Linked DNA regions of Mus musculus: region 1 is linked to region 2. A link is a loop called in an ENCODE intact Hi-C map of the cell type or tissue named here. Cell type or tissue: heart. All regions are shown on one strand.

The links. Hi-C counts contacts between places; a loop is a spot of excess contacts. Peaks named below come from ENCODE experiments on the same cell type or tissue, not always from the same donor. Only the 100,000 strongest peaks of a DNase experiment are listed, where the experiment ranks them.
Region 1: it touches region 2 in a loop (8-fold over the local background); 6 of 42 quality-filtered maps call a loop at or near these places.

Annotation. Positions count from the first base shown.
Region 1 is chr6:39,809,682-39,812,181 of GRCm38, reverse strand. It overlaps Mrps33 (mitochondrial ribosomal protein S33), which reads left to right and starts at 1,246. Exons shown (of 3, transcript NM_010270.2): 1 at 1,246-1,318. In heart, a CTCF peak has its summit at 1,148 (motif pointing right); a DNase peak (open chromatin) is centred at 1,231; H3K4me3 peaks cover 1,680 bases; H3K27ac peaks cover 1,192 bases.
Region 2 is chr6:40,464,853-40,467,352 of GRCm38, reverse strand. It overlaps Wee2 (WEE1 homolog 2 (S. pombe)), which reads right to left. Exons shown (of 12, transcript NM_201370.2): 12 at 538-1,537. The coding sequence ends at 1,390. Among named protein-coding and RNA genes, the nearest start is that of Ssbp1, 5.3 kb to the left of the region's middle. In heart, a CTCF peak has its summit at 1,443; no DNase peak of the experiment used is centred here.

The DNA of each region.
Region 1 (2,500 bases), 660 kb after region 2:
TTTTTTTTTAATTCTTACATTTATAAAGTGGGTGTCATAGTGATAGAGTAGGGCGAGCCTTTTTCTTTCCTAAGTCACGGTGGGTCAGATCACTTTTGAAGGATATTTCTTCTCAGGATCCTCTAGAAAAGCTTATCCTGGCCAAGCCCACAATGAAAATAATATCGTAATGAAGTCATGGTCTCTGCAGGATGCTGACCCTTCACTGGTGCACACGTAGGCAAATACCCCGGTACCTTAGTTGTTGATGCGGTATGAGCAACCTATCTTCATTCCCAAGGACAGTCAACGGTAAAGGGCACTCTGACCCGCAGCTGACACAGCTGCGCAGATAAAGCTGCAGTTTTCTTGGCCCACATATCTGATTTCTTTTGAGATTGCTCAAGATCTCATGATTGATCTCATACTGTCCGTTACGATATTTTCTTGCTCCACAATTAAGACATCTTGCTTTTAAAAAACAATTGAGAGTTTATCATAAAAGTTTGAGTCTGGGATTGACGGCCCAGGTGTGTACCTTTAATCCCAGCACTCAGGAGGCAGAGGCAGATGGGTCTCTGAGTTTGAGGCCAGCCTGGTCTACACGGTGAGTTCCAAGACAGCCAATGCTACATAGAGAAACCCTGTCTCAACAAACAAAACAAAACAAAAAAAGAAAAGAAAAGAAAAAGGCTGGGGACAGAGTTTTACACTAGCTTATCCAAATGTACAAAGAGAAGCAGAACTTAGGCTATCTTCCAAAACACAATTTCTCTGTGTTACTGCTCCTGTCTATCTCCTATCCAAGAGTTCTATCCCTGTACCCCGAAAAGAGAACCACAGCTCAACTCCTTGATTGATAGGAACCCAACACGGTCAGAAAGACTCTGAGCTAGCATCAAGTATCTTTGGAACGCAAAGAGCATAAGCTCTAATGAAAAGAAAAATGAAACGTGAAGACAAAGGAAAAATACTGCATTTCATTCTATTATCACAGAGCAAGGAGCTTCAGCGAGGAGGGACTCAGCTCTGGCTATTCTCGACAAAATGATGCGTGTGGTCCCTCTAGAACCTTCCTGGATAGCCAAGGCTCCCCCACTCTCAGAACCACACCCACACAACCCGGCTTTCCTCGCGGGCGGAGGCCCTGGGCTCAGAGCGAGCGCGGCCGCTAGGTGTCGCCCGAGGTCCCGCCCCCAGGGAGTGAGAGTAGTTCCGGGTTGTCCGCCGACTCCGCTCTAGCCATCAAGCTTCCGCCTCTCTCCTGCTCTCTGGAGCTGGGAAGCAAGTAAAGGGGGGCGGGCCTTCCGGGGACGCGCGTGCGCGAGGTCAGGAGCAGGTAAGGCAAGCGGAGCGCTGGGGTCACAGCAGAGGGCGGCGGCGGTGCGGGCGGACCCGGGTCCCTAACCTGGTGGAATTGCCAGATCCAGTCGAGTCAGTTAGGGGCCTTCCTGGAGCTTCCACGTGTACCCCACAAACACCCGAGGCTTTCCCCTTATCCTGTGGGGAACTGAACAAACCAAAAACGCACTTCCTTTCTCCTAGTGAGCCCGCCCTCGCACTCAGTTTTGTGTGGGATGCGCCGGCGATATTTGTTGATTGTTATTTAAAATGCAGTTTAGATGATGCTTGGGAAAATGAATGACTCTACTACAGCTTCCAGCGCCGGAGGAGTGCGCGAATCAGACAGCGGAGAGTATGAGTTGTGCATGCTGAACAAAAAAAAAAAAATAAAGTTATCTGTTCGGAGGGGTTCATGCCCTGTGACCCAGTAAAATAATTGGTACCAGTTTTTAAATGCTCTGAGCACGTTGCTTCTCAGTAACAACTCGTATGCATTCCTTGGGTCGTGATTAGGCAGGCACTATGCCTTCAGCTTTCCTTGTCAGTCGAAACTCAAATAATAAGGTAAATTGTACTCCTGATGTTGATAATTGACCTACACTTATACCCACACAAGTGTACCTGCAAGCATTTTAAATAAATAGATCCATGAGAAAGATAAACTTATCTTTTTATGCCAAAAGGGGAAAAAAGAGTTCTGAATTTTCAGATGTGGGCTTTATGTGTTTTGCTTGACATATTTAAGTAATTTGGTTTTGCTTCTCATTTTCAACGGTTATTTTCACCTGTATTTTTCTTTCATTCACATTTAAAGAAACATGATATTTCAAAGGAACTAATTTGTGAGGCTGAAGAGATGGCTCAGTAGTTAATAGAGCATATTGCTCTTGCAGGATCCAGGTTGAGTTTCTAGTCAGATAACTCACAACCACGTATAACACCATTATAGGGCAGAGGTTCTCAACCTGTGAGTCACATATCAGATATCCTGCATATCAGATATTTACATTACAATTCATAAATTCATAACAATAGCAGAACTGCAGTTATGAAGTAGAAATGAAATAATTTTATGGTAGAGGGGTCAGCACGACATAAGGAACTGTATTAAAGGAACGCCGCATTAGGAAGATTGAGAACTACTGGTCTAGGGGAACCCTCTCCATCTTGCCTCCCT
Region 2 (2,500 bases):
TCATTTGAAGGCCTCTAGGAGAAGACTGGCTCCTGTGTGCTTAGGAGGCTCTCATTGCCCACCCTTACCATGACACACTTCCTCCAACAAGGCCACACCTCCTAATAGTGCCACTCCCTGGCAAGGGTCAAGCATATTCAAACCACCACATAATCTAATCAAGTTCTCACTTTCAAATCATTTTTCATAAAGCCTCATAGTGAGTGTGAGGAGGTTATAATCCTTCTACTATGCTAAGGGCTTAAGGGTTTTGTTTTGTTTTGTTTTTGAAAGCAACTTTAGAAATACTTTGTAGTTAGTAGGGATATTTTTCTTAATTTTTAATTAAAATTTTAACAGGTTGCCTTCATTAAGACTGTAAAAAGCATATATTTATGAACAATATTGTCACTATAGATGTACCTGTGCCATTGGGTTTATGGTGTTAACACAAAGACATGCCACTAATGATCCCCATTTCCTCCTAATTACAAGAAGCTCTAACGTTCAGTTCACATTCTTTGTACACAGCACAAATAAGAATGTTTTACCCATGCTCGTCTTTGGATAAGATAAAATCTTTATTTACAATGATCTGGATTAAAATATGTTAAAAAGCAAGAAAACAAAAGGATGAGTTCTGGTGTAAAAAAAAAAAAAAATCAAGAGAACCAGATGATGCTATGATGTTCAAAACTGAAAAGCAACTGGAGTCAGCCACAGAGACCTAAGACGTGAGGAACACACGGGGAACAGGTACACCAAAATTCCTGGGTCCTCTGCCTCTGCTGATTGTGTTTCACAAATTAATAAGCAGCTCAGGAATGTCCAAATTATAGTCTTACTCTAGTTGTTTCACACAATGATAGTCTTTTATTTAATAATGCAAAATCAGAAAAGAGATTGCTTCCATTCAGAAAGTATAGTAGGCAAATTCCTTGCTCAAAGGAGCTGGTGATTGGAGGAGCAGACAGATCTTGGAAAGCACTCTGAAATACAGGCAACATTCTCTTGGAAGCTGGCACTTAAAGCCATATTTTATCCCTTTTTATGTACAGGGAAAGTTCTTTGGACCCCAGTGAAGAATAAGTAACGGCAGCTTCTTAATCCATAGGCCAAAGTAGCACATTTCTGCTTCTCCTTTCAGTTCAGAGCCATGTTTTCTGATTATTCATTAGGAGTCCTTAGTAAGCAGCTCTAGAAATACATCACTAGGGAAAAGAAGACTCCAGTACTTACGATACACAAGACCGTTGCTAAGGAGAAACCCTGGAAGCTCGGTGATCTTACCTATAGATGCCACATCAGGATGGCTTTTGAGATCTTTGTACATTCAAGCTGGTTCAGTTTTGTATCCTGTAAGAGTTTTCAAAAGGCTGTGTTGTGTAGCAAAAGGCCAGAAGTGAGTTCCTACACGGAGGATGTCCCACGGGTGAAGCTTGAGGGCGCCTTCCTCCTTCCTCCCACCAGGAGGTGTCTTGAGCCTTTGCAGATCTGATAATAACAATGGTGGACTTCTCTCTGAGGGGTCTGGATATGCCGAGCTTTTTTCAGTTCCCTGCAATCAACGAAGACAGGCATGGGTAAAGTCTTCCCTAGTGGGAGGGAGTATTTATAGTCATAGCTAAATTCTCTTGTTATTTCAGTTTTACAGGATCAAGCCTGAGCTGTATGCAGAATGGCATCATCAATTCTTATGATCTTTACTATCATTTAGAAGGTTGATACATGTATGGTTCATGAATCACCTTTAAAATTAAAATTCTAGGTGAACAACTCTTTAGGCAAAATATAAGAACCATGGGGCAACAAACTACAGATCTTATTGAAACACAGTTACTCATTTGTATCTGCTATATACATATTACAAATATATATTCAGTGGTTGTTTCCATTCACCGATGGCAGAGATGAATCAATTCAGTAGAAATCATACATCCTTCAAAGCATGAACTACTAAATATCTAATCCTTTATAGAACAAGTTTACTACCCCTTGATCTAGACAACTTCAAGATGCCATCTGCCTCATCTATATGATGGGTGCCCATCAACTGTCATTTGTATTGAACAATGACAGTCGCTTGTAGCTCCAGCCTAGCCTCACAGAGTATGTACACATCTTCACAATTTGCATTCCTATGAATATATATATATATATATATATATACACACACACACACACCTGTGTGTGTGTGTGTGTGTGTGTGTGTGTGTGTGTGTGTGTGTGTGTTGTAGTGTATTACCTGAAACAAAGAAACTCAAAAAGAGCAAAAGAATATGAAGTGGTTTATTGGGAATAGCCAATTACTTCACTAAAGGCTGAGAGTCTCTGCAGCTCAAATCAAAACATGGGTTTGGTGACTGTTCAGGTTTTCAAGCTAGTCCTTCTAGGATGGACTTTGTAGCTAAACAAAATTGAACATTTCAGCAAGTTTCAAGCAAGGACCATATTTCATTTCCTTTTATTTTCAAAAGTGCACATATACAAAAATAAACTAAGAATTCCTTCAAAAGCTTAT